Linked DNA regions of Homo sapiens: region 2 is linked to region 1. Evidence: chromatin loops called from intact Hi-C (ENCODE). Cell type or tissue: heart left ventricle. All regions are shown on one strand. Links, peaks and the distances in the headings refer to the core of each region. The heading gives the core; the rest is flanking DNA. Region 1 overlaps NCAM1 (neural cell adhesion molecule 1). Region 2 overlaps LOC105369498 (a long non-coding RNA gene).

Evidence for each region. Peaks named below come from ENCODE experiments on the same cell type or tissue, not always from the same donor. Only the 100,000 strongest peaks of a DNase experiment are listed, where the experiment ranks them.
Region 2: a loop joins it to region 1, with 2.3 times the contacts of the local background. A loop is called at or near these places in 2 of 110 quality-filtered maps.

The regions. Positions count from the first base shown.
Region 1 is chr11:113,256,887-113,273,278 of GRCh38, reverse strand. NCAM1 (neural cell adhesion molecule 1) reads right to left here. Exons shown (of 20, transcript NM_181351.5): 17 at 12,956-13,133; 18 at 2,884-3,091; 19 at 1,403-1,519. NCAM1-AS1 (NCAM1 antisense RNA 1) reads left to right here. Exons shown (of 3, transcript NR_034101.1): 2 at 2,758-3,075; 3 at 3,631-3,747. Among named protein-coding and RNA genes, the nearest start is that of NCAM1-AS1, 8.8 kb to the left of the region's middle. In heart left ventricle, for the core only: no CTCF peak of the experiment used is centred there; no DNase peak of the experiment used is centred there.
Region 2 is chr11:112,807,298-112,823,689 of GRCh38, reverse strand. LOC105369498 (a long non-coding RNA gene) reads left to right here. Exons shown (of 4, transcript XR_948020.3): 4 at 295-2,405. Among named protein-coding and RNA genes, the nearest start is that of NCAM1, 150 kb to the left of the region's middle. RefSeq lists enhancers at 201-1,066, 1,067-1,934. In heart left ventricle, for the core only: no CTCF peak of the experiment used is centred there; no DNase peak of the experiment used is centred there.

The sequences.
Region 1 (16,392 bases), core at 7,319-9,818:
CCCTTGGTTAGCCAGGACACTAGAAGACAAATTGCTAGCGGCAGGGGTTGAGGTCGGGGTGTCGCTCAGGTCAACGAGGGGGGCGACCTTGGGGGCTGAAGCTGGGGCCGGGGAGGGGGCAGAGGCGCTGGGCCCCTTGGAAGGGGTGGCCTGGCCAGCCGGTACAGAGTTTGAGTCAGGCGTGGCCGTGGCCGGCGGGGCAATACTGGAGGTCAGGGTGGTGGTCTCACTGGTGGGGCTGTTCTGAGCAGTGGCAAAGGTTTCGGTGATAGTGTCAGAGTTAGTGGTGACGGTGGTGACAGAAGGCAGCATGTCCTCGACAGTGGCCGTAGTGTCGGCAGGCAGCCTGTGGGAGGACAGGAAGTAGAAGAGAATAGACAATGAAGCTGAGACGTGACAGAGAAGCGAGGAGGAGGGCTGAAGCCCAGGACAGGGACCATGGGGGTGGGGGCATGCAGTTAGGCACAGGCACGGACACAGGCCCACAGAGAGAGAAGGATGCTGAGAGGAAGCACACGCCCAGGTGGGCAGAAGAGGACACAGGAGACGACAGAGAACGTGGCGGTCTCAAAAGGGACCTGCTAGCCCTTCCCTGCTGATGTCTCTCCAGCTCTCTGCATAGAGCTCCCTTTCCCTGAAGTCCTTGCAGACCTGCCTAGGGCTTCCTGATCCCTGCCCTGGATCTCCATTCAAGGAGGGGCAGGCTTCTGTTCAGCATCCACCTGCTCTAGGCTTCCCAGGTCCCAGAGGAACTGGGCCCAGCTGTCCTGCAGGGCTCCCCAGGGCACCGATGGGAAAAGTCACGAATAAGGCAGATCACGAGTACTCAGAATGGCTCATAGGAGCTGTGGGTTCTTCCAGTCACAGATTTTGTGGTTCCCTGAAACTCCATTCCCTTTAAGCCCATAAGATCCTTGACAGCTAGGCAGGCATTACAACCACAACTGGTCTGGGGCTCCGTGGGTCCCCGAGGTTTCTGAACAGAGGAGGGGCAGAGAACTTTACCAGGTCCCCAGCTTCCCTTATCCTTTCAGGGGGAAAACACAAAACCCTAGAATTTCAAGAAATCCTAAGCAGACTCTGCTAAGCCTTTCAGTGAGATTTTGCCACCTTAAGCCATTTCCAGAATATGTGTATAACTTGAGAACAGGGGCTAGGGATCCAGGGATCCCTACTTATACAGGAGCCTTCTAAGGGTACCCACAGCCACCGAAATAGAACCAGAAATGCCTGAGGTCAGGCATTTCTCAGCCAAGCAGGTCTTGTGGCCAAGGGTTTGGAATCCTGGCCTGAACTGTTTGGCCGGGAGCTGTGGGTAGGGGCACGGGAGGTGGGGGTAGGGTGGGGAGGTGGGTGTGGGGGTCTCTACGGAGCAGGTGCCAGCCCCTCCCAGCCCACGTACTCGGGCTCCGTCAGTGGCGTGGTCTCGTTGGGCTCTGTGTGTTTCCCTCCATCATGGTTTGGGGTCCTCTCCTCCTCCGTTCGAACCTCCACGATGGGCTCCTTGGACTCATCTTTCCTGTGGAGACAGTACTGCTGGTTAGACCCTAGGGCAGCTGCAGGGAGGGGCTCCCACGGAAGAGCAGCTATGACTCAACCCAAGGCTGGCACGGTGGGCATCCAGAGCCAACAGATTCAAATGTATAAGTCTCAGCCCAACCCTTGCTAGCTGTGTGACCTTGAGCTTCAGATTTAATCACCCTGCCTCAGTCCCTTCATCTGTAAAATGAGGCAAAAACACTGTTACTTTGCCTAGTTATGAGAATTCAATGAAAGGATGCATGGGAAGTGCTAAACACAGTGCCTGACACAGATCATTGCTCAAATACATACATCTGTCTCTGTACACAGGTATACATACATTTCTTTTCCTTTCCTTTTCTTTTTTTTTTTTTTTTTTTTTTTTTTTGAGACAGAGTCTCTCTATGTCGCCCAGGCTGGAGTGCAGTGGCGTGATCTTGGTTCGTTGCAACCTCCGCCTCCTGGGTTCAAGCGATTCTCCAGCCTCAGCCTCCTGAATAGCTGGGATTACAGGAGCATGCCACCACGCCTGGCTAATTTTTGTATTTTTAGTAGAGGCGGGGCTTCGCCATGTTAGCCAGGCTGGTCTCCAACTCCTGACCTCAAATGATCCATCCATCTCGGCCTCCCAAAGTGCTGGGATTACAGGCGTGAGTCACCCCTATACATACATTTCTAAGTACATGCACATACATGTATATGCATATACAGTGCCTGGCATGTGGTGGTGCTAAACAACTTATTTCCTTGCTCAGTCCCTTTCTGGCTTGCTCCAGCTCTGCTCCACCCAGTGACAGTCTTCGAAGGCTCTTGCTAACTGGCTTAGGATCTGTTTCTCCAAGATGCTGTTGGAGGGACAGTATCTGGATCATCAGCTCCATAAGGACAAGAATTTCTATCTGTTTGTTCCCTGTTGTACCTATGTGCCTGGGAACAGTGCCTTGCCTGCAGCAGCTGCTTGATAAATATTTGTTGAGTGATGGATGAATGAATGAATAAACAATGTACGAAAGCAAGGTAAGTGTGTCCCTCTAATGCTGCCCTACCCCATGGCAGCTCCTCCCCAGGTTTAGTTCTGACAATTTCCCTCATTTTGACCTACACAGGGATTTTCACACTCTGGGGAGATTCTAATACAAGAGATCTGGGATTGGGCTCAAGAGTCTACATTTCAAACAGGTAACCCCCAAAGACCATGCTTTGAGAAACTTTTCTCTAATGTTTTTCCCCCATCAGGGTTCCAAATGGAGAACGTGCAATGAAAGGAAAGGCACCAGCTGATGGCGCAGGGTGGTGCAGCTGCTGGGTCCCTGGGCTGGAGCAGAGCCCAAACCTCAGCAAGGTGGACAGGTCTGCACTCACGAGAAGGCGGCCTTGCCCTCCTCCATGTCCTTGCCCTTGGCCCCGGGCCCGGCTTTTCCACACAGGTTGACCGCAATGCACATGAACAGGCCACACTTGTTCAGGAAGTAGCAGGTGATGTCCACAACCACCAGGAGCAGGACGAAGATGACGATGAGGATGCCCACGATGGCCCCGGTGCTCAGGCCTGAGGTGGGGCTGCCGTTGGCTTGAGTGGGAGAGAGATGGCTGGTGGTTAACAGACTGAGATGCGAGACCTCCAGACCCTGCCAGCAAAAGCCCCTGCGGGTGGGGAGGGCCCAGAGGACAGAGTCATGGCATTCATGCCCAGAGTGACACCTTCCTGGGGACCTTCTATGCCCCAGAATTGAGAAAACAGGGTCTTTCTATACCTTCCAGAGGGAGGGATGACAACATCATCTCACAGATTGGGGAACAGGGGTGAGCCTGGTCAGCTGGCCTCCCGTGAGTCCTGGGAGCAGACTGAGCCCCGCCTGTCTGAGAACACCGGATAATGAGGCAGTTGGAGGGCGCTGCTGTGTTTCCCCTGGACCAGGGCAAAAGGCTTTGCAGCACAGGCAGGCAGTGATCACTGATTTCAGGCGGGGCTGTGGCTCCTCAAGTGCTCAGGGATAGGGGCCCAAAATGGGGTGGTGGAGGGTTCCTGGGGCTTTCTTGGGGCTTGTTGGGTTGTCCATCACAATAGCATCCCCATTATACTTCTCCACTTCCTCTTTCCCTCTTTAGGAATGACCCCAAAGGAGCCCTGCATTAGAGCACACTGGGTTCATAGTTTACCCTCCTCACTGCACCCCAGGAAGACAAGTGAAGCCTGGGTGACTCCAGAGACATGGAGGCCTCCCCAGGCCATGGGCAAGGTGAAAGGTCTGGGAATACTCACCATCTAGGAGCTCAGGCCTGCTTGGACCAGACTTCAGGAAAACCTGAAGTGAGTGCAGACTCACTCAGAGGTGCACACACACACAGGCACACTCACACGCAGGATAAATGCCCATGCAGACAGGCATGCACTCTCACATTCTAGCACCTGGCACCCTGGTTCTGGCTGGACTCACTGTGAAAGACTCAGCCTGTGTCTTACTTCCCTGGTGCCCATCTGCAATCCCCCCAGGGTCTTTGGCTATTGATGGTTTCACAGAGAGACCTGGACTCAGCTCTCTGGGGCCCCTGGGAGATCAACCCATGGTTACGATTGACACTAGTTGCCTGGGATGGACCAATTGACCTCTTGGTGGTTCCCATCAGTGTCTGGGAGACAGTGGTCATGATGCAGGAAGCAAGGACCCATGTGGAGCTCTGCCATTAAGTCGATGTGGGAACAATCACCCTCGACTGAAATATGGGCACTTCTAATTCATCTTTCCTCCAGAACAACCTGCTTCCATAACTGGCAGCCCTGCCCCACCAGTAGACTATGTCTAAAGCTTCCTGTGCTCTCAGGGCCAACTGAAGCCACCCAGGACTGCAGACTGAAGATGGGAACTGTAGCCAGCACTACCTGGGGCTCACCCCACCAGCCACCCCACTCCCAACCCAGCTCGCTAGGCTTTGCCAAGCACCAGGCCAGGCTCAGCAGCTTGCGAGCCATGTAACATGCCAGATAGATAGTGGAGGGAACATGTAACTGAGTAACCAGCACCAGAGCTGGGCCACACATTTTTTGTTTTTCATGCAGCCTGTATTTGCGGGAGGGTGGTGGTATTGATGGCTCTGTGTGCCCCAGGGGTCTCTGTCCAGGCACTCTAGTGCTTCTCTGGTGGCTGTCCCTCTCCACTGGTCCATATTTCAAACTTCAGTTTGGGGAATGGGCCATCAGCCTAGCATGCCAGAGAGGATCCCTCACAAATGACTCCTGAGACCCCTGGGTGCAGCTCGTACATGTTTTTAGTCCCTTTGGGACCTTGGCTTGCCTCCCAGCCCTTCCTCCTCAGGCTCTCTGGCTGGTCCCTGCTGACCTCGCACTGAAGATCCTAGCGCATTCCCCCAGGAAGGCTTGAGATGGCGAAGAACTCTGCTTGGAGAACCCAGCTCTGGACACCTGTCTCTGGGCTTTGGCAGCAGGAAGCTGGCCACTGGCCTTAGCCGTCAGCTAGAATGGGTCATTTTCTTAGCAGCCATGAATGCAGAGGTATTTCTGGTTAGTCTCATAAGAACAAAACCATCCACTTCCCCAGAGTCCTCACACATTCCACCCAAAAAGCAAAGGAGACACAGGCCTTCTTGGTCTTCAGGATCCCATAGCTGTTTCCCTGAACAGGGAAGAAACTTTAGCCTTGGGTTTTCTCTCCATTCCATGACACAGGGCTCCAGGCCACTGCAGCTTCCGGACATCAGTACCCGATAGGTGTAAAGTGCCTACTCCCTGAAGAAAGATCTGAAAGTATTTTTTTGATGACAGTGGGGAATATGTCTGGATTTTTGGACTCAATGGCACTAATTATATCTTCTGAGGTTTATGTGTAAATATGATTTTGTGAAACTAATCATATCTCTAAAGAGGAAAAATAAACTCCTGCAAAGCTGCTCTATGTGCTTGAGAGGACAGCAGCTGGGACAACTGCTCTGTGCTCATCAGACCCAGCTGGAGGGCGGCACTGGCACTGCGCACATCCAGGGGAGGGCCAGGCAGGGAAAAGGCTTCTGAACTGTGGCATAAACAAGTAGGGCAGCGGCCTCCCCTTTCATTTGAATATAAAATTCAAAGTCTTTCTCCCGGCCTAAAAGGCCCACCATCTGCTGCAGACTCTGCCCACTCCTCTGTTGGGCCTCATGGCGTGAACCGGCAGCCTCCCTTCTGCCTGCTGAACACATCCAGCTCAACCCGCTTTAGGGCCTTGATGATTCTGTGCCTGGAACACTCCCTCCAGGGTGGCTCTCTGTTGTCCTGCAGGCCTCAGTCCCAGTGTCACCTTCTCAGAGAAGCCTTATCTGATCTCTTATCTAGTGTGGCACCTCCAGCCAATACCTACCATGCTGCTAGCCTGTTTTATTCTCTTCTAACTACTATCTGCCACTTTCTGTTCATTTACATGCTTATGATCTAGCCATCCCCCCTAGGACATCCCAGCAGGTACCCTGCCTGTCTCTCTTGTATCTCCCCAGCATCTAGGACAATCCTGATTCACAGAAAATGTTCAAAGAATACTTGTTGCACAAATGGATGAGTGTTTAGTCTGGAGACGAGAATACTATTTCCAAATATTTAAAGGTGTTATAACCAGAAGGAAGAAGTAGTCTTACTGTATATGGCACCAATGTGTGGAAATTATGGTGGTGGCAGATTTTAGCTCCATCTGAGAAAGGACTAATAAACAGGGCGAATCCAACATAGTGTGGGCTGCTCTGAGAGGTGAGTTCCTTGATGCTGAAGGCACTCGAGCAGAGGCCAGAAGACCCCTTGGCAGGGACGCTGTAAGGCTGTGGATGAGGCTCCCACACTGGGCAGGAGCATGGGTGGAGAGTGTCTCTTCAACCACAAGAGCCTGTCATTCCAAGTCATACATTCTACACTGCCTGGCACACGGTACAGGTTCCCTAATGCCAGTCTCCAGAGTGTGGACTGAGAAAGACTTTTTCCTGGAAGACCAAAATGCTCGGTAGGTCCCATATTTAATCACTGATCCTTGTGATTTTATTTTTGCATGACAAATACCTTTAAACTCAATATATCTCCACCTGTAGCAAATTCCTAGGGTGTTTGTTAACAATTCAGAATCTGGGGCTCCCCACTTTTATGGGATCTGAATCACTGGGTATGAGGCTCAGGAAACAGGAGTTGAACAAGCAGCCCAGGTGATTCTTATGAGGACCACGCTCCTAGGTCTTCCCTCCCCTGCATTACAAAGAGGAGCACGTGATCCCATGATTTGCCACCCCAGGGTGCACTGTGCTGTCTCACCCAGTGACCCTGAAAACAAACTTGACCTAAGGTATTGAGTGGATCAAGAGAAAACAAAGAGTATGCCCCAAAGGAAAAGCGACCATACTGTATGCCAACACTGAGTCTAAACTCCTCAAGCAGGTGAGATGCTCTTTAAGCTAGGAAGAGAATGTTTGTGGCTTTTACAAAAAAGAGGCTGTGAAGAAGGGACAGGCTGTGAAATGGGCAGCAGGGTATTGAAGGCGAAAGCCAACACCCATTCCCTCTCAGTGGCTATCACAGAATTGTTTAGTCCAAGATAACTAGAAGAACAAAGGCCATCTCCTGCCTCTTGTGTAATATTTCATAAAAGGAAAAATATAAACCTCCATGGGTCTGTCTTTGCTATGGTCTTCCCTCAGCCCTCCCTTGACTAACTCACCTGTGCACCTTGGATGCAAAGAAGGCTTCTGGGGAAGAGTTTCCCCATAACCTCGAGGTCAGAGCTGCCCAGGACAGGGAGATTATGAAGGTGGAGCTGTCCATCTTCTGTGATTCCTGGCTTGGGAGGGGTTGGCACTAAAGAGGGAACTGGCTTGCTCCAAGAATGAGACCCACAGATGCCTATTTTTGTATGCCTTAATATAGGAACATGGGTCTCACATTTTATAAATATCCAGATGGGCCTGAGTCCTTGTGCCATGAGACCCTGGTGCAGCAGAAATGCCCTTTTCACCCCCAAGACTCCCAGAAGATGGTCAGACTCTTGGAACTGTTGAGCTGGGGTTCTGGTTCACTCATAAGCCCTTTACATGTCTGCTTGCTCCTTCGAATCAGCTAAACAGATGGCTGGTCTCAGGGGCTTGCAGGATGCGTCTGAGTTAAGTGTGATTATGAATAGAATACAGTTTGCAAAGAGAATCTTCTCTCAGATTCCCTCTCCACAAGCTCACTCTGTGCAGCCTCTGTTAGGGATAGTATAAAGGCTGCTGTGTCATCAGGTGACCTTGCCACAGAGTTGTGCATCTGTTGGCTCAGAGTGTGGCCCCATCCCCATAGTGACCACCTCCCCAGTTCTGCAAAGGCATTTTCCCCTCCCACTGCCTGCTGGGGACTCCAAGGCAGCAATGCCTCTTAACAGCTCTTAGGATGCCTGGGAAAAAGAGATTGCTCCCCGTTAGGAAGAAAAAGTATTTCATTCACCAGGCTACTATTTCTCTAGGTAATAGTCTATCCAGGTACATGAGAGGCGGAGGGAAAGGGTCTTTGCTGCTTTGTCAGACACAACTATTGAATAAAATCAAGCCACGCTGGTGAGTTCACATGAACTGTTATTTCCTTTAATAATGCAAAGGTGTAAACTTCATAAAGCCCTCACTGATTATCTACACAACAATGTTAGCATTCTTATTAGTAGAAAAACATGATCCAAACCTGCTGTATAAATAGTCCAAAAATGAGCAAAGGGGCCCCATGGTGTGTGGAGCATGGGCAGCACAACTACAGGGCACAGGGGAGTGGGGTGTGGCTGAGCAAGGTGGGGTGCACTCACTCCTGCAGGGTCTCTGAGGGCTGCTGTCTCCAGGACTCCTGGCGGGGCTGGGGCTGCAGCTGTCACCAGGAACTCAGTGTCCGTGGGGAGTGGGTATGCGCTAGTGCTGCCTCCTGAGGAGCGCACTGTTACAAGCCGTGGGTCTGTCTAAATGGGACCCTTGAGGACCCTGACATTGTTTCAGCTGAGGCCTGCCTGACCCTGGGATGTGTTGAGATGACAGGGCCACGTCAGTCCTCTCCACACTTAGGACGAGATCTCCAAAGGGTCCCTTCAGAAAGATGGACACTGCCCCTCTCCTGTGGGTGGTCCTGGGATCAGGGGGAGGCAGACTCCCAAGCTGGGCCCTCCTAGGATGAAGCCGTGTGACTTCTGCCCAAGGTGATCCTAAGAGCCAGTAGCTCTCCCACACTGACCTGGGATCCTTATGCTCTGCCCTGTGCCCAAAAACCATGCCTGCCTCCACTGCCCTGGTGTGAAGCGCCATCTGGGACTCCAGCGGGGAGAGTTTTGTGGCTGGGTTGAGAGGCACTACCCTGCCTGAGCTACTGTGCAGCATGGAGCCTCTGATGTCTGCACGTGAGCCTCTAAACTGAGCGCTGGGGATTAATGGCGAGCGCCAACATAGGTGGCTTTGCCCCTCAGACCACAGCATGGGATCATTTGGAATCCCAAAGGGAAAGGCTAGTCTTTGAACATTAAAAAATAATAACAACAGAAAAAAATACATAAAGAAACCAAAAAGAACAAAAATCAAGCTTCCATGGAGATGCTCAGAGATGAGATATGTAGAATGATATGTGACCACAATGGGGGGAGGGAGGGAGTTTTTATTCAGTAGAAGGTCCATCCCCAAGCACACACACTGATATTACCAAGCAGGATTCAGCCCTGAGTCTCCACAAGGGACCTTAACAAAACACACCCATTTCCTCTCCTGGGTGAACTCCCAAGCAGCAGGGAGGAGCAGCTGGATTTTCAGGAGAGTTTAGAAAATGTCACTGAACCAACGCACCAATACAGAGGCTGGGGCATTCAGGAAGCACTGACAGGTTGGCTCGGCCCCAATTTATTAACCCTCCTGGGCTGGGCAGTCTGGGAGTGGCCTGTCCCTCTCCTTCTCTACTGAGCACACACAGGCCAGGTAGGGGACTAATGCCTGGTTCACAGTGGATGCTTCCAACCTGTCCTGTAGACTGATGCTCAAAGCCATTCTGTGGGTCACTGCTGAACCACGGCCCCACTCTGTGCTGATCTGCGACATGCTGCCAGGCAGCAGGGGAGTCACCCCGATTGGGAGACAAACACCTTTCAAAGCTGACACTTGTTGGCACATCATGGCTTGGCCCCGTTCACAGAGACAGTGTAAGGTGCTGGCCGTAATACGAGGACTGAAAGCACATCCCAGAACGTTCATCAGCCCCAGAAAATATCCAACAAATTCAACTTTTTTTCCAGTGCATGGGCAACAGGGGTGACTTCAGTTGCCCATCATGTCAGCAAAACGCTCATGTGAATCAGTGCGGTCTGGCTCTTTTAACATGGGCACTTAAATGCTTAATTGCAAGCAAAGCCAATTATTATTGAAGGGAGGACAAGGAGCACAGAGTTAGAATGAGGGGAATGTGTGGTGATTTTAACAATCTGACACAAGCTTTAGAAGGTACTTAGAATTCTTCCTCTGCTACATCATATTTAGGTTTGAACCCAAAATGCAACAAGTAGCAGATATGCAGAAACTTCTCTGTAAATCTAGCATGATGGTTTTTAAAAATAGCATTTAAAGAAAGAGCTCTCAAATTCTTTTTACTGCCATTAAAAAGGGGGCAAACTCCTTATGAAGTGGCACAAAAGTATCTGTGAGTGGTGACATGTCTGGAGGTAAAGCTTTTTCCAATCACAAAACCTTCTCTTCCACACAGAATGGTTGCTCAGCAGCTGTGGCCATGGTGGTCCTGCCAGGTTCTTCCAAAGGGGGCACTGATCTTTTTCATAGGAACTGGGCTTTTAAGCAAATTTAATTTTTGTGTTCAAGTTCCTAACAGAGCAAAAGAAGAGTCACTGCAGAGAAAAGCAATGAGACAAAGGTGTAGGATGCAGAATTGCCTCCCAAGGTTGCTGCAGGTGTCAAGCAATGGGTCCCCAGAGATAATGTGGTTGTTTAAAAACAAATGTGGCAGTGGGGATGTCCCAGTGACGTCCAAGGTGACAAGTGTGACGACAGACACAGGAAGGGGAGGGGGACAGAAGGAAAGGGAAGGTAGAGACAGAAACAGAGAAAAAAATAGATAAAAAGAAAAAAAATTAGGTCAACTATAGAAAACACAGAATCAAAGGTTAATTCAACTTAGTAAATTAAATTGACAAAGGTTAGAGAGGGTTCAGTGCAGTATCAATACCATAAGGCCAGTTCAGAAGCTCAGCAATGCCAGAAGCAGCACAGCAGGGTTAATTTGGGGGCTAGGGATCAGCGAGCAAATGAAATTAAAGTGAGAGAACAGAAGCCTCCACGCTAAAATACAAGAGTTTGATTAGGAGAGTGTTACCTTTCACTAAGGTGAAGCCTCTTAGATACAGCCAGCAAGTGTATTGTCTTCTAGTGTCTAGCGTGTTTTACCCATAGTGGTGGAGATGCATTGGATCGCTGCACTATGAGTCAGCACACTGTGCTTAGGGATTGGGGATGGCCTTGTCAGAGATGAAGCAGGCTTTTCTTCCTATGGCACAAGTCCCACACCACAGTGCTGTTAAAGGAAGTCTCATTCTGTACCCCGCTTCACCTTCTACCCTGCTTGCTGACCACAGAATTCAACCACAAATGTCCAACTTGTAATTCAGAGAGGTTTTATTCTCGGATCCCAATTCAATGGCCAGGAAAGTCTAACCGAGAACACAGCCACCACCTTCTCAGATCTGTGCAGGAGAGCCACAGAGCCGTCACCGGTGAGGTGAGCAATCCCCCAGCCCTCTCTGGCTTAAGTGGGCACCTGGGCGATTCACAAGAAGGATTCTGATATCTCCAGCAGGCACAACTCTGGAGGACAAGGTCTACCCAGAATTTCGGTCTCTGACACAAAAACCACAGAAGCCAGTGCTGCTAGGAGTACCCAGCATGTGAACACAGCAGGTCCAAACAGCCTACCCAGTGAGTCTCACCCCAGGGAGCAATTGCCATAAGGAATCTGTCTTGCTGCAAAGGGCTTACTCAAGCCTCACCTGATCTCACCTCCTAAGTGTCCCATGAAGGCCAGACAGATCTGGACATTCACTCCAAGCTGTCGATTGTAAAGGAATGGACCAAAGAATGGAGAGAAAGAAGGGGCAGAGGAAAAGCAAGGAGAACCTCCATTTGAACATCCTGTTAAGGTATAATGAGGACATTTCCTGCAGCCTTGCCCACGTGCCTTGCCTTCTGCACCGACCATCTGACCAGCGACTGTGGAGAAACACCCACCCCAGCAAGCACTGGGGAGCCTTCCTGTCAATGCAGGGTGGACCAATTGATGCTTCTGACCTACAGTGTAAAACTCACCTGCCAACTCACTGGAGGTCCAGCACACGTCTCCCAGACACACACATCCATGTACAAACAACCACTGGGAACCACACACTGATCCCGTTTTGTTGCTGCTCTCCTAGCCCATTTTTGCACATACATCCCTGCATCATAGGCAGGCCACAGCCCTCTGGCCTGTCTCCTCCTGGGAGGAGGAATCATGACCACCGAGCCAAGAGCCGGGCAAGCACTGAAGACAGGGCAGGCATGAGGGGGGCTGCCCAAGGCCGTCTTCCCACCACACTTGAACATGGCAGGGTCTATGGGGCCCCCCAACAGGCTGCAGCTGTATGTTCTATGCCCACCTCTCCTGCCTGGGGTTGGCATTTGGCTGGTCTGGAAAAGCAGAGTGATCAGTTGAAGAGCTCCTTCTTCTCTGAGGGATTTGGCCAAAAAGGAGACCAGCAAGGTTAGGTCTTGGATCCCTGGAGACAGATCTGTATCTCCTAGGAGAACTGCTGCCATCACAGTCTCTAGCAGACCGGATTGCTTTCATTGATGGTGCTTTCCAGCATCTATTTTCTCCACTTGTTCTATTACAAGTGGTTCAATTTAATCTGTTTCCATTGAGAGGCCTTTGGTAGATAGGGTTTGTAAGTAAATGGGCATCATCTCTTCCTTCTCTTAGGGTCACCACAGAGAAGAGATTTGGACCATGGCTGTGCTCATAAAGCAAGCATCAGATAGGAAGTGCTTAGAAACAGTTATGTGGTCCAAGTATGATGTGGCAGATGGCAGATAAGGTCTCAAAAAAGGATCCTTACTCAACCAACTTCCAAGGCTAGGCTGGAGCTGGGGCATTTCCCATCTGAGGGGTCCAATGGACTGATTGGCATCAGTCCTTCAAGGCCAAATGGGACAGGACCTTTTCTCCAGGATGCTTGGCCAAGCCTTCCTGGGGGTCCAGTACATCTCACCCCACTGCACAGATAGGTACAAGGCAAAACTAAGCTTTGCATGGGCAACCAATCATGAGGATGGCTGTAAGCAAGCAAGTTGTCAGGGTTGTTCAGGCGCATTAGGAGGTGCAGCACTTGTGCATTAATTCAAAGCGGAAACAAACAGAAAGCAGAGGCAGCCATACCTGGGATGGCTGTGGGCTGGGCCGAGGTCCTGAACACAAAATGAGCCGCCTTGGATTTTCCTTGCTGGTTCTCAGCCACCACGTAGACCTCATACTCAGCATTCCAGTCCAGGGACTTCAGCATGACGTGGTCACTGCCAGACGGGAGCCTGATCTCTGGTTTCCACTCGGAGGAGAGCTTCTGGGAGAAACCGGCAAGAAGGATACAAGAGACCAAAAAAGCTTTAGATAAAAGTACTGGTAAGACCAGACAATAGGCAAAACTTACGGGACTCAATAACTTTTGGCATGAAATCATGAAAATAAGAAGCAATGATGGGGGTGGGCGCGGTGGCTCATGCCTATAATCCTAGCCACCTTGGGAGGCCGAGGCGGGTGGATCACTTGAGGTCAGGAGTTCAAGACCAGCCTGGCCACCATAGTGAAAACCCGTCTGTACTAAAAATACAAAAATTAGCTGGGCGTGGTGCCACACACCTGTAGTCCCAGCTACTCTGGAGGCTGAGGCAAGAGAATGGCTTGAACCCAGGAGGTGGAGGTTGCAGTGAGCCGAGATAATGCCACTGCACTCCAGCCTGGGTGACAGAGCAAGACTCTGTCTCCAAAAAAAAAAAAAAAAAAAAGCAATGATGGGACATGGTCTTTATTCTTTACCAGCCTGAAAAATTGCACAGGTCAGGAGGTCAACTTTGCATGCTGGCAAACACAAGCAACAGCAGATGCCAGTGTGGCATTGGGCCAACACCGTCAAGGTCCCATCACCTTCAGGGCATGCAGAGACTCAAGCACCACTCCTGTCTCCCAGGCTACACTCTGGTGCTGGGGACATATGCATAAGGATGTCCTAGAAGAGTAATAAAACAAGTACATTTCTTGTCATATTTCAGGATGCTGCTTAAGTTAAAGTGGCTGACTCACCTTCCTGATGTGTGAATACTGTGTAGATTCCAGTTTCGTTAAAAATGAAAACTATGGCCGGGCGCGGTGGCTCACGCCTGTAATCCCAGCACTTTGGGAGGCCGAGGCGGGCGGATCACGAGGTCAGGAGATCGAGACCATCCCGGCTAAAACGGTGAAACCCCGTCTCTACTAAAAATACAAAAAATTAGCCGGGCGTAGTGGCGGGCGCCTGTAGTCCCAGCTACTTGGGAGGCTGAGGCAGGAGAATGGCGTGAACCCGGGAGGCAGAGCTTGCAGCGAGCCGAGATCCCGCCACTGCACTCCAGCCTGGGCGACAGAGCGAGACTCCGTCTCAAAAAAAAAAAAAAAAAAATGAAAACTATTTTTGTTGAGCCCTTACTAAGAGCTAGGCACTACAAAAGCTTTACACACATTTTCTTGTTGTATTCCTACAACATGCCTGTGGGGTTTTGTCAGGCTCTTACTAAACCCAGTGATGGGGAAGTGAGAGAGAAGTAAGGTGACTAACGTAAAATCACACCTGCAGTCAAGGCTGGAGCTAAGTTCGTTTGGGCCCAAAACTATGATCTTTCCTTTTTTTTGTTTTTCTTAATTGTGTTCTTGAAAATAACAGTTTTAATTGATACAAAATAGCTATACAGATTTTCAGGGTACATGTGATAATTTAATACATTCACTTAATTTGTAAAGATCAAGTCAGTATAATTGAAATATCCATCACCTTAAATATTTTTCTCTGGGCTAGAAACATTTGAGTTATTTTCTTCTAGCTAGTTTGAAATATACAATAGGTAATTGTGAACTACAGTCACCCTACTGATCTATCAAACACTTGGCCGTATTTCTCCTATCAAACTGTATTTGTTTCCATCAATCAATCTCTCTTTGTCTTCTCCTCCTCTCATGATCTTTCCCTTCTATAGTAGGGAGCTCAGCAAACATCTGTTGGACTGAATAAGGTTTTTCTATTCCATGCAGTGTGACCTGGTCTCTACAACGGCAGCAAATAGATGGAGGTACCTCGGGACTAAGTTCTGCTGTCAAGTCCAACAGTGGGCTGCTCAAAGGGCCCACAAAGAACAATAATTAGGTAACCACCTCCCTCACCAAACAGTTTGTGGAAGAAGGCCTGAGAAGTCTTCAGATGGTTTCACCATTGCACAGCCCATCTCTTTGCAATCTTTGGCCTTTTCACAAGGCAGGTGCCCTGGGATATCTGCTGGGCACACAAGAAGTCTTGATAGATGTTTATTGCATGACAGGCTGCTCCTTGGAAGGGCAGAACACAATAGCACTGTCACCTGGACAGTGGTCTAGTAACTGTTGTAGGCCCATGGCTAAGGCTGGATGAGGAGTTATCTTACAGCAAAGCAGTCCTCCCAGGCAAAAGGGTTTGCACTAGCCAAAGAGATGCCTTTAGGAATGTGACAGTGCTCATGCTGCATGGGCAAATGCCAGTGGTGCTGGAAGGGGAATTCTAGTTTCCTTAGAGTCTAACCAGTCTGGCTATGCTGTAAGCTAGGATGTGTATATATCACTATGTGGCCCCACTTTCATTTAAAAGAAAGCAATTCCGGTATCTTTCCTCTTCATTTCTCTGTCTTCCTTGGCAAACATCATTATACAAGAGACAACCAGAATCTAGAGAAAATGTTATATTATACTTATTCATAATATAAAATTATAATATTTAGCAAACATGAATGAGGTTTTGAAGTGAGAGAGGGTGGTTACGGTTGTTGAAATCTAACATATTTCAGCGTTGTGCCCAGCTGTGTCTTTCTAATGCAGAGCTGCCTGCTGCAGCCACAGTGGCTCCTCAGACAAACTGACATCCGACATGGTTGGAGATGTCATACGGGAGATGGTTCCAGCCTGAGCCTGCCTCTTAGCAGTAACCATAGTGACCATTTATAAAGGTTTCCAAGTGTCAGGTGCATTTCAGGTTCTTTGCATATATTATAATGCATCTTTATAACAACTCAATAAGCTATTTTATCCCCATTTTACAGATGGAGAAATTGAAGTTCTGAAAGATTAGGTGACCTATTCTTCCAGAATAAGTAGTAAAGCTAGAATTGGATGCCATGTCTGTCTGGCTCTAAAACCTATGTTCTGTCCATGGGGCCACATCAGGATAACCATTGGAAAGGCATCCCAGCCTACCACATCTCTGCTTCCAGGGGTATATTGGGGGCCACCTGCCCAATCCTTGCACCCTACTTGGCAGTGAGGAAGCCATGGGGACCTCTCATTCACTGGGATCTCTGGACTGGGCCTCAGGGCAGTGACAGGCCTTTCCTACTATTTCAGCTCACATCTGCTTACAAATTAAGTGGGAACAAGGCCTCTGCAGCTGAGAAGTATGCCTGCGGGGCTCTGTGCTGAACTGACTTGCCAGAAGACTAGCTAGTTAAAGACCTATCACTTCCACAGGAGCTGATCACAAGGCAGAGAGGAAGTAACTCAGCTTCCCAGAAAAAGTCTTCCTTGGGGCTATGTGAAGAAAGGAAACT
Region 2 (16,392 bases), core at 7,368-9,867, 450 kb after region 1:
ATGACATCATTTGTTCAGTTCAGTCCAGAAGGACTTGACACCAAAAGTCCCCTGGATTTGGATGCTTTTAGTTACATGAGTCAATACCCCGCTCTCCTTTTCTGTTAGCCTGTTGGAATTATGCTTTTGCATACTTGCACCTGAGAGTCCTGACTGATATGATACTATTTACCTTTCAGTGCTGTGATAAGGGTGAGAACTTAAATATGAACAATGTATGGAATATGGCAGATGGTTAATAAATGGTAGCCTTTGTTATTTCCATTGTTTTTATTGCTGCCATTATTTTCACAGGTGATCCAGAGTCCTCACCGTCTACTCTCCCATCCCTTCAACCAAACTTTCCTGGGCAACTCTGATGCCAGGCATTTCTAGCACTGTGACAGAACCTGGTGGAGGACAGAGGGCTCCACTTCAAAGGTAACCACCTGTCTCCTTCTGCTATAACAGGGCTGACCTCAGTGCAGCAGAGGGCAGAGCTTGGAGGCAGCTGCTGAGAATTTGCACTCTAAAGACATCCACCTAAATCACAAGCTTTATATCTGGGCACTCAGCCAGACCTCCTGACCATATCCTGGACTGCGGACTTTGGATGGTGGAACGGGGGTGGAATTGAACATTAAATGAGCAACATGCTAATTCCATGCAAATGAATATCTATTTTGAATCAACAGCTTGGGCACTTTTTCTAGGAGGGCTGAGGCAGCAGGAATCTAAAGAGAGGATGAGAGGGGGAGGGGTTTCTCTCAGAGGTGGCAGAGAGTGCAAAGGGGGCTCCAGGCTGGGCAGAGCCACCTCCTGCCCACAGTTCCTAATGCTATTTGATTGGCTCATTAGCAAGTATGAAACATGGGAAGTCCAAAAAAAAGGAATAAAGAAAAAAACCCCAACTCTGAAATGAATAAACTAACAGATGGAGACTTAATTCAATTTGCATGCAACCTACCCTAGCACCAAGGACTTTGTTTGCTTAACAATGGAGACCCTGGGGGTGGGGAGGGGTCCCTCCTGCAGAGGGGCTGATGGGGATGATCCCAGATCATCTCTTCCATGCTGCTCTTATCCTTTCCTGGCGGCCAGATGGGTATTCTTGTTTTAAAGCTCCTCTCCCTTGGGCTGGTCCTGAATTCATTGTCTTATCCAGAGAGAAAGGTTCTTGGGTAGAAATGAGGCTGGCTTTGTGGGAAGGATGGGGTGGGGAACTGTGGGTAGCAGCAGCAGAGGGGGATGAAAAGCCATTCAGAAGCCAAGGGACTAGGTCAGGGGGACACCTGCCCCCACATCTCAGCCTGCCCCCAAGCCCCACACTCAGAGTGAATCAGAAGGCCAGGTAGCTGGGAAGCAGAGACTCAACCCTGGTCTGCCTGACTCCAAAGCCTGCATCCTTTCCACTGTATATCCTGCTCCCAAGACCTGGATCCAAGTCTTGCTTTGCCACTAACTAGCTGTTTTGATTGTCATCAGGTGACCTGAAGTCTCTGAACATTGAGATTCCTCATTTGATGAGCAGGAATAATAGCCAAATGAACCTCGCCATAGCTGCTGTGCAGCAAATACCAAATGTGTGGATATGGAAGCATTGTGTGCTGTTTGCATTTCTATCCAGGTTCTCACATTAGGGACAATCATTGCTAGGGTCCAGGGTGTCACTCACCTTCCTTCCCTCTAGGGAGCTGACAGATGGGGTATATGCACAAAGAACAGTAACCAAATGGGAAAAGATGAACTACTTTACTAAACATCATAGCAGTGCCAAGCTCTGGCAAAAGCCAGATAGGCCAAATCCTGAAACAGAATCCTGGGAAACAAATCACACTTCCCCTGGCCCACAGGGAGAGAGGAAAAGAGAGAGATGGCCTGGCATCCCTGAGCACATGTCTGACCAACCACAGGGTATGGGCTGTAGGCCTATCTCAGCCTCTAAGGTGCAAAAAGGAACAGAGAAAACCAGGGTGTTCACATCTGGTTTTAGAAGGGTCCAGGTGTATGTAGGAGAGGAATAACTTTTCCTATGCCCTCTTAAGTTCCGTGGCCAGCTGGGCCTGACAATTAAGTTGACATAGACTAACAAGATAAAACCATACGAATTTTATTTAATATTTTTGTGTGTACATGGGAGCCTTCATAGGAAAAATGAAGATCTGAAGAAGTGGTTAAGACCAAGAGTTTATGTACCTTTTTAAACAAAGATTAATAAATTTTTGAAGAAGTGATGAGACAAAGAAAAAGGGTGTTAAATTTCTAAGTGTGGTAATTTGTGGGAAAATGATGAGGAAATATGTGGGGGAAAACTAAAGCAAGAGAAGGATTATTTTAGTAGGTTTGTTTGTACAGATCCATTTCAGCATTTGACTCCTAGTCTCTGGGTAAGAGTATTCTCTATCTGATGTAGGAGCCAAGGGGTTGGCCCTCTGAAGGTTTACTGAAAAATCACCTCACAAAAGGCAGATTAATTGGGGGAAAAAAAATACAAATCTATGTAACGTGTACACATGGGAGCCTGCAGAATGAAGATCCAAAGATGCAGGGGAAATTGTCCATTTTTATGTTTAGGTTCAACAAAGTATGGACAGCCATGTAGAAATATGATTGGACAAAAAGGGTCTGATCTAATGCTAATAGATTGAGTATGGAAATCCAGCAAGGTCTGTCTGTCTAGATTCTTCTTGACATCTCTGAGCATGCGTTCCTTCCTCCTGGGTGTAGGACAGGTCTCCCTCTGGAGTAGAATCTTACGACCTACAGTTAAACAAAGTAGATTGGATAATTTCTTCATGGCCAGTTTTTACATAGAAAGGTAGAGGAAAATTAGAGTAATACTTTTAAGTTATATTGCTGGCTTTGGGGAAAAGGAGTTCTGGTTTCTGAGACAACCCTCAGGGAACAGGGATTCTCATTTTTATGGCTGGCCTCAGGGGGGAATGGGACTGAGAGAGAGATGAGGGCAGGAGAAGGTCAGAGAAACACTTTCACTTCCGAGGCCTTCATTTTGCAATATTGCTTTCCAAGCCTCAACGTGGGTACAAGGAGGACACCTTTCTCGTAGAAAATCTTATGACCTGCTTTTAGGTAGAAAGGGAAGGTCAGCGAGCCCTTCCTGCATCTGCTGCTTCTCAAGTGCCTTCAGCTCAAAATATCTCATATGCCAAACGGGCATATTTTGGGGTGGCATGTTTTGAACTCCCTCCTGTGCTTTGCCTGGGGACAAAAAGGAGACCCCCTGGCTTTCTGCAAAATAAATGAGAAGGGACCGTGCTTTTGAAGGCCCAGGACTTGCCTCAATAGTAAGGGTGGCTACTGCCATGTTAGGCTTTGACCTATCGATTTCCTACCTGAGGTTTTTTATGGGAGGCAGGATGGCTCTTCTTGTTGTTCTTTTTCTCCCTGTCCTATATATAGGGCAAGGGACAGGCATGAGAACTTTTTGCCTCAGCAATATTTGACCCTGATTCAGAGAGCTAGGTGCTGGGGACTTCATCTCTCTTGAAAGTCAGAATCCTCAACTCAACCTCAATGAAGGCCCAGGTGCTATTGGAAGTATCTGCAGAATCACAGTTTCATTTGCCAGAGGTGTGGGAAGTAAGAAGGACAAAGGAGGTCATGAGGGAGGAAGTCAGGTCTGGGAATTCAGATCTATCTGCCAAATAACTGATCAATTAGTGTTGCTCAAGTTGAAAGGCTGCCCTGTTGGACAACTTCCTTTGTCATCTCTTTTCAGTGGAAAGAAAATGAATATTGATCCTGTTCTTGGCTCCATGCTCAGCCCCTTCAAATGAATATGATTGGGTTTTCCCAATGTAGTGGGTGACACTCGGACGTTTAGGGGTAATTGCATCTTCTCAGAACTCAGCCCTTGAAGTGGGGGCTGATTGAAGTGAGTCTGAGAGGATTTGGGGGTCACTAGAGGTTAGAAAAAGGCAGCTTCAGGTCTCAGATGGTGTCAGACTGGTTTTCTGCATCCTCAAGGGGCAGGCTTTGAACCTGAGTCACCTTAGAACTGGCTCAAAAATTAAGTTTGCAGAAGCTAAAAAATGGTTCCAATGAATCGTGGGAGACCAGAATATGCCACCCCAAAATATGCCTCTTTTGCATAAGGATTGTTGAGCTGAAGGCAATTAAGAATAAGCAGCTGCAGGAAAGCTCTCTGCCCTCCCTCCATTTGCCTAAAAGCAGGACACAGATTTACAAAGACAAAAGGTATCCTGTCCCTACTTCTAACAAGGAGAACACAGGATAAACTTTGAAGACAACTTTAGATCCTTATTCCACCTGGAGACAGCACCAGAGGAATCTGCATTAACAAGCTTTACTAACTAACATTTATCTGCCATTTATTTGCCTTTCCACAAGTCGCTGCCCCTAGAGACTCAAAGTCCTTTTTCTTTGTCTTTTCACATCTCTAAAAATTTACTGTTCTTTGTTGAAGATGCTATATAAGCTGAACTTCAAAGACACTTCTTGGACTTCAAGGACACCCACTCATTCTCTGGGTGTCTCCCATGCATGTGTGAAATATATATATTAATAAATGCCTTTTTGGTTTTCTTCCATTTATCTGTGTTTTGTTACAGGGGGTCTATTCCAATTAAGAACTTATGAGGGTTGATGAAAAAATTGGCTTTCTTCCCCCACAGGATTCTTGGAAAAATGAACTATTATACTCAGCATGAGACCCAGAGGAGGTGGGGACTGCTGGGCAGGACCTCTTAAACTTCCTAGTAAAATGTTCCTAATGGAGAATGAAAGGGTATCTCAAGAGTCCTGGGGTACACTCTGAAGCTGCCAGCTATAAGCATAAATTCCTTTTAACCTCATGGACTACCGTAAAAATTCTCAAGAATTTTGCATTCTCCTACATAATGTTTTTATATAAATATGATGTTTTGAATCAGTTGTCAATTAGTAAAATTGATCACAGAGGAAAATTCACCATATTCATGTTATAGCTTTAGGAACTGCATGTCCTACCACCTGGCGTATGTTATTTTGAGAAGCATAGCCCATTAACAACAATATTCAGATGCATAGACCTCCTGATTCTAAGCTTTGTGGAGGTCACTACTGCAGCATGATTGCTTTCTGCCTGGGTCATCCTCTCCCTGGGGGTGAGAAAGGAGTCTGTGTCCTGCTGAGTCTCAAATCTTTCTGAATTCTGGAAAGTCATCTCCTTGGGTATTCCAGAGCCATTGCATCTGGTGCTCCACGTGCAGTCAGGGACATCCCTCTTTCAGCCCATACAGACAGGATCATATGCACTGAGGGGGCCCCAAGATGGCGAGTTCACAATGAGTTTCAATGATGTGGCCTCCTTTATGTTAAGCCATGAATGCCACCCATGTACACCAGCAAGCCAGTGGCTAGGGATGAGGTATAAGAAGTAGGAGAACTTGGGGCTCATGAAAATATATTATCTTTCACTTTGAAAATTGTTTCCCTTGCACATCTAAATGGACATTTATTATGCATTTCCATAGTTACAAGTAGAAAAGGGTAGTGGGAGAAATTAGTGGAAAGTAATTGAAAACGCTGACTTCGATATCAAAAATTACACGTGGATATGTGCTCCCCTGCTGCCTTCCCCCAACTTCCCCAACTCCCACCACACACACTTAGGGAGTAAGGAAGATGGGGCGGGAGAGAGAGGGGAAAAAAAAAGGCACGTGCACACGAGAGAGAGAGAGAGAGACAGAGAGACCCACCTAGGGGGCTAGGGTAAGAGTAAAGACAAAGGAGATCAGCTTTCAGACACCAATCTCCTCATCTGTATCTGCAGATTACTAAAAATGCTGCAACTGTTGTTCAAAATATGCTCTGGATCCTTGTGGCAGCAAAATGGCTAGGTCTGCACCCTCCTTAAAATCTGTTGTCCAGGAGGAAGTGGGGAGAACGTGCTCCCTAGGTTCACCAGGCTGAACCATGGTTGAGCAGCTCAGAGGCTCCCAGGATCCAGGGACAAAGACCCAAGCTTCTTGAGATTAGGAGGCCAGCCTGTCTCTCTGCGGCACAGCCAATTCTCAGGGCACAATTGCTTTGTCAGGCTCTCATCACTGAGAAGTAATTTCCGCTCTCCCTGTCATCCCAAGTCCTGCCTAGCTAGCCAGGAATGCAGTGTCTCTGCTGGGCTCCTGTGCAGATAGCATTTAATTTCCATTGCATTGGGCTGAGGAATCTGGCATAATAAGGTATAGACCTGTTTGGCCTGCACTGCAGGGAGTCAGTGGTAGAAGAAGGATTCTGGGTGGAGGCAGACTGGTCACCAGGACAGTAACCCTGCCCCAAAGCTCTGAAGCCAATCACAGGCGTGTGGGGAGGCCTTTATCCCCTCCTCAGGCTCCCACCCTGCATCTTTCCCAGGTGTGATAGGCAGTGTGACATGGTGAGAATAAGGCAGGATTTGGTCTCAGACGGCCTGTCTGGAATTCACACAGAGGCAAGTGATAGCCTTGTACCTCGTAGGACTGTTGAGAGAAATAATTGCACACATACCTGAATCCTTTGGGGCTGTGTCCAGGTAGTGCCAAGGCAAGGAACTGGAGGAAGAGTTACAGATAGAAGCTCAATTCCTGGTTGTGTTCCATTTTTTTCCCCATGTGTCAGTTTCCTCCAGATCCTGGCTGAATGGCTGTGTCCCCAGGAGAGCTGGCGAGAACGTAGACCCTGCTGCGTGAAATTGTTCTGGGTTCTGTGTTCTATTTCCCTCTCTTCCTAGAGAGAACTGGGGTTCCTCCATCCCCAGAATCCTGCACATACTTCTATTTTGCTCTTATCTCTCTGATTGCAATTTATTGTTTCCTTTTCTTTTCCTATCAAAAGGTTGAACTGCATCAGGGCAAGGCCTGTGCCTTATTAAGTAGTTGAAAACAACAGGAAATCAATGAATGTTTGGTAAGTGAAGGAATGAGTAAGGCAATGAAGCAGGTTCTATTGATCTAGGAACCTGACCGTTCAGTTTTGGCTTTTGGGGCATTTGGTTGTTACAACATCTGCCTGGCTTTTCCTCCATAAAGAAGAATGTGAATCTGACATGCTAAACAATAGGAAATCCATGAGTATTATTGGAGTGATTTTTATGTTTCTATAGAGTTTTTTACACTTTCACATTCATGATTTTATTTGATCCTTATTAGTAATTTAGCAAAAAAGACACAAGAAAGCTGAAGTTCAGGGAAAAGTCAGGGGACTTGTCCAAGACTATGTGTAGGTAACTGGTGATGGACCCAGTATTAGAATTCTAACTTTTGAGCTCTGTCCAGATGCTCTTGAGAGGAATCTGCAATGCAGTTTACCAAACAACACTTTTAAGAGGCCACAGGGAAAAATCCACCAGGTGTGCAGGTGTACAGTCACTTTGCTCACTTATTTTTCATGAATGACTTCTGCATAACTTCCTGGGTCATGCACTATGATAAAGATGGAGAATGTAGAGAAAAGTATGAGGGTCTACTAGGGGAGTCAGAGTCATAGGTTGAACTTGAAGGATTGGAGCTCTAAGTGAAGTCTAACAGCAGCATGGTAGGAGTGAAAGGGAAGAAAATTGGTATATTGGAATTTGCATTTCCAAAGCTGGAAGAGTTATAGATAATGTGGCCCAGAATATGGCCATAGGATTGGTTGTTGCTAATGTGGATACATGTTGTTGGAGTTGATAATGTCAAGGAATGCCAATGCTAGGGCTCAAAATAGTTTGCATAGATGTGAAATGTGATGACAGAAGCTGAGGAGCAAAAGAAATTTTGGAGCCAACTAATAAAATACAGAATGAGTGAGAGGAATGAAAACTAAGCTGGAGGGTAATGGTGACAAAGATGAGTGAAAGAGTTAAAGGATGGTGAACCAGCTCACATAACTTCCAAAGAAAGAGACCTTTTTGCAAGAGGGTATGAAAGGAGGGTTGGATGGAAATCACTGGATTAAACTGGTGTTATAGAATGTTTGTATCCCCACCCCCTGCCATATTCTTATGTTGAAGCCTTAAGCCCATAGGTGATGATATTAGGCGATGCAACCTTTGAAAAGTAATTAGGTTCAAATAAGATCATGAGGGTGGGACACTGATAGGATTAGTGTCCTCATAAGAAGAGGAAGAGAGGCCAGATATTCCTCTTTCTACAAGCCCAGCACCAAGGAAAGCCCATGTGAGCACACAGTGATTCGCAGTCCAGGAAAAGGGCCCCCACAAGACACCAAATCTGCTGGCAACTTGCTCTTGGAATTCTCAACCTCCAGAACTGTCAGAAATAAAAGTGTAAGCCATCTAGTCTATGGTAATTTTTTATAGCAGCCTGAGCTAAGACAATTGGTAAATGTAGATTGTTTCATTTATTCAGTGTTGGCTAAGGAAATCATGAAGGCTTAACACAGTACTTAAGTTTATTTCTCACTCCCATTACCCATCCCAGACTGGTCAGGAGGGGAGGAAGATACTCTGCTCCATGTAGCCATCAAAGAACCTAAGCTGATAAAAGTCCTCACATCTTGTACTGTATCATCTGAAATATGAGACTTCCACGATCACTACTGCAGGGGAAGAGATGCTGGAGGGTCCTGCATTAATTCTTAAGTGTACTGCATTGCTCTACTCACAGTCCATTGACCTGTACTGGTCAATGGCCACACTTTACTCAAAGGGGTTTAGGGAGGTGGAGGAGCATAGAAATATTTGAACAGTAAATGTCTTTGTGATCCTGGTAACAGACTCCACAGGCTTGTTTGGCTCATTCATTCAGTAAATACCTGAATGCCCCTTTGTGTAAAACAATGTGCCAGGTGCATAGGACACAACAATGACTAAGAAGGGGTTGTGGTTCCTGCTTTAGGGAGGTTTTTTGCCACTCTTTGACATCTTCTTGTTCTCCTGGCTTCAGACCCTGAGCTTTTTTTGCTTGCCACCTTCCAGTTTAGAGTCTTGGCTCCTGTAAGACTGCCTGTTTCCAACTCTAGACTATGCTTCTTAGAGCAAATCTCCGCTAGGCTACCACATTTCATTGGGTAGAATGGGTGTAATCCTGGTTCCATGAATCATGTCTTTTTCAGTTTTTCAGCTGCAGGGATGTAGGAATATTTCAGGGCCATTGGGTTTTTATTGATGAAGGAGGGAACTTAGACACTCTCCAGGCAGACATGTCCCAGCATACTGACCAGGGTAGGAACTTCTTCCATCCCACCCAGATGCTTGGTTTGGAGTGGTGGATGGGGTCTGGTGAGCTGGTAGTGGCTCAGTTTCAGGCTTGCTGCCTCCAGGAACATAACACTATTCAGTAGGCCATAATTGAAAATCTATTAACTCTGGAAACCAGTATTGCACATAAACCTCCCCAGCCCTGGCCATACTGCAGTGAGCACTTCCTCCCCGTTATTCCTATAAATCACGGGAGATGGGCTGGGAACCAATCGATGAGAAAAAATTATGCCACAGCATTAGATTTCATCATACACAACTTGAACTATTACTTTTCTGTCCTGTGGTATGAGGAATCATGAGAATTAATAGTCTTCCTCTTCCCCAACGATGGGTTTATGACTCAGCCTTACCTACACTCTATTTCTTCCTTAAAACCATCAATTAATTTTGGGTACTTAAAACTACTCAGTTACTTCCTGAAATTAGCAAGCATCACCTCTATCTCCCCCATATAGAGCCTTAATGGGATTTTTAAATAATGATATGGTTTCCCAGGTTTTGGCTTCCTTCAAATGTCTGGTTGGGAATAAGGTTCTGCCTCATCAGATTCCTCCCTGTGACCTTCTCCCTAGACTTCTCTTGGCTCCATCTTTCTAGTGATGTATCTGGTACTCAACCTCTGTCTGCCTTTTCTCTGCAGATGGTTAGGATAAGCAAGACTAGAATCAAGATGATTTTAGTTACTCTCCATCTCTTGTTTCAGCATTCCATTTCCCTTGCTTTGAGAAACTTCTTTCTGAACTCTAACTCCTTTGAAAACAAAATGGAGGAGTGGAGTCCATTTAGCAAATAGCTCTGGTGATGCCCTTCTGGGAAAATTCCAGTACCTGAGTGACTGCAGCAGGTATAGGTCAGCTGGGCAGATGGGGTAGTGGAAGGCTTTGGGCCAAGACATGGAGATGAAGCAGGAACAATATGGAGCAGTGTCCTTAGTGTATCTGAGCCAACCAGCAAATATTTGTTGAACATATTCTATGTGTAAAACATGCTAGATGTTATTTTAAACTTTTACTTTATTTTGTGTATGAAACTCAGATTTTCTGAGAGGGAAGCAAGAAATTCTATCCAAGATCCATGAATGTTTTTCCTTTAGTCATTCTCAGGTGAGTTTTCAATAGGTTCACAGAGAGGGAAAATGTCCTCTGGAATCATTCATTTATTTGTTCATGCATTCTATAAATACAATGAATTGATGTTATATCAAGGCAGTGCTTGGGATGATTTAGGGTATATAAAAGTGACACAAGTATAGCCTCAGAAGTTAGATATTTGCAACATTGCAACATTGTTTGGAAGGTAAGACTCTTGGGCAGGCATCTCATAATTCAAGGCAGTAGGAACTAAATGCTTTATGACTGGTAGAAAGGAAATCCTTATTACTAGAAGAGGCAAGAAGAGAGGTCTTCTCTAGATGGCTGGCCCCAGTTGTGTGGGCTTTTGCACAAACCAGAACCTGCCTCCACCCTCTAATGCTACTAAAGTTAGAATGAAACATCAGACACACTAACACAAGTCCAAATGACTGAACAACTGGAAAAGCGCCAGGGTCAACATACACCTGCTATCTTCTGGAATTTCCCAGCTCCCACACCATCCAGGGTTGCAGGGGAGCTGCCATGTCACAAGGAGTTCTCACCACAAATCAAGCTGATTGGGCTAGCTGAGAGCTCCAAAACCAAGTGGAACCCATGTGTCCCTTTCCTCAGGATATTTATTTATTTATTTATTTATTTAGAGATAGGGTCTTGCTACGTTGCCCAGGCTAGAGTCAAACTCTTGGGCTCAAGCAATCCTCCTGCTCCAGCCTCCTGAGTAGCTGGGACTACAGGCACACAACACAGTGCCCACTTCTGGAGGATTTTTGGTCTTAGGCCTGAGAGTGGAAAGTCTCTTGTGGCTGAACTAGAAGATATATATTTTGGGAGCTGCCAGTAGCCATATTTCCAATGATGGGAACAGAGAAGTGAGGGACGTGAGTTCACTCTCAGGGAGAAAAAATGCAACAGAGGCTAGGAAACAAGCACTAACATGAGATGTGGAGGGAGTCCTGAGGGAATGTGGGAACTTGGTTATAGCAATTCCTAAGCCCCCATTGAAATCATGCTCTCAGGTTCCAGGAGACATTCCAATGTCCTTTATAACAAATCCTCCATTTTGCTTAAACAAAGTTGAGTTGGGTTGGGTGTCTGTCACTTGTATTACACAGTGTTAAATTGAATGAAGTACACTAGACCACACGCAGAATTTACAAAAGTATTACCTAGAAATCCATAATCACAATTCTCAAAATCCCTCGCCCACAATGTGGAAATCATACATTGCCAATTTGTTGGAAGCGAAGAGAGAATTTAACAGAAAGTATGCCTCTGAAATGAGCCATGCCTAGAGCTTCCAGCCCCATAAGACAGAGGGTGGAAGTACTTTCCCTTCACCTCAAGGCAAGAGGATACACCACTTAGGCAGCTTGACATTATTCCCTGCAGTTAGGAGGACCCAGAAGGCTGGTGCTGGACTCCTGCCCATGAAACCTCGAAGGCAGGAGGGCTTGGCAGACCAGCTGCTTCAGTTGAGAAGTTAAGGAAAGCTGCTGCTGAATTGACACTGGCCTATACTCCTGGGATTTGTCAGAACAAAAGAGGCAGGAGTGCTTTTTATGGACCATATAGGCACCGGTGGGAGAGAGAACTGACCTAAATCCAGAAGGATCGCAGTGGAAATCCAACAGAGAGAACCCATGTGGAGTAGACTGTCAGAAAACCGAGGCATTGAAAGGGGGGTGACCAACAGGAAGGCAATACCGAGTCAGGGTCGTGGGAAATGCTGTTAGTTTTCCAGCAGGGCCTCTGACAAGCCATGAGAGTGTCATGAGAGGCAAGACAACTTTAGATACCTGCCAGGCCCAGAGCTCTTGAAGTCGTTTTACTGCAATACCTATCAAGAGAAAACTTACCTGTTCTTTTAACCTCTTCTCCCTCCCAAGGCTCCAACTCCAGAGAGATCAGAAACAGTTGAGCAGAAGGGAGGTGTCTGAGAAAGCAAGAAGAAGCTGATGCCATCCCCTTTACTCTGTAGTAGGGGCCTGTCTGTGCTAACTGCAGCTGGGGCATCAGGATAAGGGTTGTCTTTAGTGGCAGAGAAAATGTCCTGTGTTCGCCAATTTCTCCTCATGTTTCTTCCTTCATACTACCCAGCCCTGCTGAGGTTGGGTGGGAAATATGATTGGTTCTGTGGACGGAAATGAGATTGGAAGTGCTGTGTGTCGTATCCAGACTAAGGCACAGCAAGGGCCCTGTAAGCCTCTAGGCTTTCTTTGTCTCTGTTGCCCAGGAGCATGAAGGCATGTGTTGGTAATGGAACCACAAGATCAAACTGGCCTGAATCCCTGAGTCATCACATGGAGGACAGCTGCCTACAAGAGTCTCCTGACCTATAGTGGGCTCTGGATGAGTGAGAAGTATAATAAAATGTGTGCATTAATTACAGACCTTTTTGGCTTCTTTGTTAGTACAGCTAGACCTATAACATCCTGATTAATATATCTTTGTATAAAGATCAATGTGTTGACTATTATATTGAACTAGACACTTTTAATTATTGATTTAAAATATATTGTTGATTTAAAATGACCTATATTCTCTAAGAGTGAGCAGAAAAATTGGAGATTTTACCCAGTTTCAAGGGACTGAACAAGCTCTGAATATATTTAAAGGGCAATGGCAAACAAAATAAAAAAATTTTTGAATATGTCTCATGGGTCTTGTTTATTCAACACACTAGTTACAGTTGCTTTGGGAAAAATAACTCTCACCTCATAGAGTTGCTGTAAATTGAAAACAACTTGGCTTATGTTAGGTCCTTAGTAAAAGTCCATTTCTTTCTAGGGGAATGAGTGGGAAACATGAAAGTGTACGTAGGGAATACAGAACAAGGAATGAGAGATGTAGATAAAAAATGTAGCCAGCTTTGCCCTTCTGCCCCAGGCAGGACATTTCTCTGGATCTAGAGGTCTGATGCCTCCCAGAGATGTTGAGGGAAAAAACAAACAAACAACAACAAAAAAATACCACTGTGGTTTGGAAAACCTCCTGAAGTTTAGAAAAAGAGGACTTTCTTTATAGATTTAAAATGGGGGCCAGGTGCAGTGGCTCATGCCTGTAATCCCAGCACTTTGGGAGGCTAAGTTAGGTGGATTGTTTGGGCCCAGGATTGTTTGTGACCAGCCTAGGCAACATGGCAAAACCCCGTCTCTACACAAAATACAAAAATTAGCCAGGTGTGGTGGCGCGTGCACCTGTAGTTCCAGCTACTGGGGAGGCTGAGTCCAGGAGGCGGACATTGCAGTGAGTGGGATTGCACCACTGCACTCCAGCCTGGGAGACAGAGGGAAACACTGTACATACATACATACATACATACATACATACATACATACATACATACATACATACATAAATGGGGAGGGACCCAGGGAAGCAGACGCGACTGGCTGGGTGATGGTAGGCAAATACTCCAACTCTCCAGCCCCACTAAGTACATCTGGACAAGATAACCTTCAGGCCCTCTGAGGCTCCAACATCTACTCGGGGATGAAACAATTCATGGGGGCAGGAGGTGGTTCAGCATATGCTGTCTTAGGCATGGTGGGGGTCAATCCATTAGGGAGGGAAAGCTGGACTGGAGGGATCTATGGGTTCAGGGCCCACCCATCCAGGCCGAATAACTCTCTCTTCATCCCCAAGCCCAAATTGCTTTCTTGTAATGCCACCAGGAAAGCACATTTGTGTTAGCTGGTGCAGCTCAGCCTCTGGTCTCCCCAGGCCTGGCCATAAAGCTGGCTCAGGCTCCAAGCTGTGTGTGTGAATATAACACAAATATTTATCCTGTCTGTAGAACACCGTGTCTGTAGAAGCTGCCCACTGGAACTGGGCCCCCATGGTCTTATAAGGCAAAGGCTGGCTACAGCATGCAGCTCTGGGGCCCTGGGCCCCACCTAGGGTAGCTGTATTGAAAACAGACCCAGCTTTTGGGGAGTATTTGCTGCAACTGCAAAGGACAGATTCTATTTCAGACCTGTGGTGTGTGTATTTCTTACTGACTCCTTTTCGAAGCCAAATCAATATCAGGCCAACCAGGAGATTTCCAGAGATATAAACCATGGGGCTGAGAGGAGCAGGGAGGACTCTTCAGTGGGATCAGAAGAGCAGAGCCCTCTGGGAGGCCTTCCTGTTGGCGATGTAAGATCTCACCACATTAGTGATAAAAGCAGAACTGTTAGACTCTTCCCTCCTGTCTGGATCACAGCCTCCCTGTAACAGGGGTTCTCATGGGGGGGTCTCACTGGCCAGGGGGGAGTGGGTATGAGTGGTGGTATGGGCTTCCTGGTGCACACACCTTGGCGATGCCCCTGGCAAGGAGTGGGGAAAGGCCTGCTCCCTCTCCTCCCACAGCGGGCACTGCTCAGTGCAGGTTTTTCTACCAGCCTTGAAGAACACCCTTCCAGAGGGACTTCTCCTACCCAGCGCAATGAGAGAGGGGGAGTTTTCATCAGGACCAGTGTCACATAGGTGATGTAGGCTCTAGCCATCTGATTTCACGCACTGCCCTTAAGACAAAAAACCCTATTTAGCTATTCTCCCAAGTTGCTGACATCCCACCAGTAGAGACTCATTCCTTTGAGTCTCTGTAAACCCAGAGTCCTGAGGAAGTGGCAGCACTTTACTTACTGTGAATGAGTTGTCAGTTCCTTTCCGCTTTCATTTACTCTTTCAACAAGTCTCTTGTGAGTATCCATGAAGGGTCATTCCCTACGAGCCAGGTGCTGTCCAGGGACTCACAGAAGCAGAAGGAGGAGACAATCTGGGCTCCGGATGCCATGGAAGGGGCTCAGGGAATGGAGCCAGCAGGAAAGATGCCCTTGCCCCATTTTGCCACTCCAAGAGGGCCTCAGCTGGGTGGCCTCCTGGTTTCCCTGACGAGGTGCAGGGAGGCTTTGGTAGAAGCTCCAGGTTGCACCATGGGCTCCCAGCTCTTTGAGTAATTCCAGAGCCCCTGATTAGTTTCATCCCGTGGTACTTGAGGATCAGACACGGAAACCCCCAGAGACAGAACCTGGGGTGAGGAGGGGAGGAGGAGGCTGCTAGAGAGGGTTCCATTAGGAACCTGTATTCTTATTCTGAGGCTCCCAAGTTCTCTCTCTCTCTCTCTTTCCTTCTCTCCCTGTAACCCTATCAGAGGGTTCCAGCAATAGCCTGGGGAGGCCATAGGGTGGGCATCTCATCTCTCTGGCCCCCAGTCCCTTCTTCCACTAAAACAGGAGGAGGAAGGCTCCCAGCCCATGTGCATACATTCTGCTGCCAGGGCTGCTCACAGCCCCTTTTCTTGGGGGAAACAAGGTCAGGAACCTCTCCCAACCAAAGCCCCCTCTCCCAGGGAAGATTTTACCAGTTGACTTGTTATTAATGATGTTCTAAAAGCAGCAGGTTTGTGGCCAAGGGAAATCAATTGGCCAGATATGTGACAAAAGGGGAAATACTCTACAGCATATGAATGTATGAATTATTGATGTCTTCAGTTTGAGGCTTTCAGACACCAGGGCTTAGCTGTAAACAGCAAAGTGCCCTCTCTTCTTGCACCTCCCTCCCACCCGCTCTCTCCCAGTTTGGAGCCCTTGCAAGGTTTGCCCTGAAAATAGGTTTGATCCCAGGTCCAGGGAAGCACAGGGATGGGGGAGGGAGGAGTCAGAGGGTGTCCAGCTGACCAGCTCTTTGAGGCCCCCATCTGGGCCTGATGGAACCATTCTGAAATAGGGGGCTCCACCCTCCCCAGGCTCAACTGCCCTGAGTGACCCTCTAACTTCCACTTCCCCTGGTTTCACAGGCCATAGCCATCTTCAGGGTTAAGGACTGCAGTCTGCTTTTTTCCTGCTTTTTCAAGGGGCTTGAAATTTCTGAGCATCACCTGACCTTTACATGGGGGAAGGAAGAAAAAAAAATCCTCAGTTGCATACAAAAAACAAATCCTACTCCTTTGAATCTATAAACCATCATCTCCTCAATTCAAGCTTTAAGATTCGGGACCAATATATGATACTAATAGCTCCTGAAAGATATATTCAGAGGTCTGCTGTAGTCTGAAAATCATTTTTCTACAGGCTCCAAGAACAAGGTTTCTGGGGGTCATCTCCCACCCTCGCTCTCTTCTGTTGCTTTTCC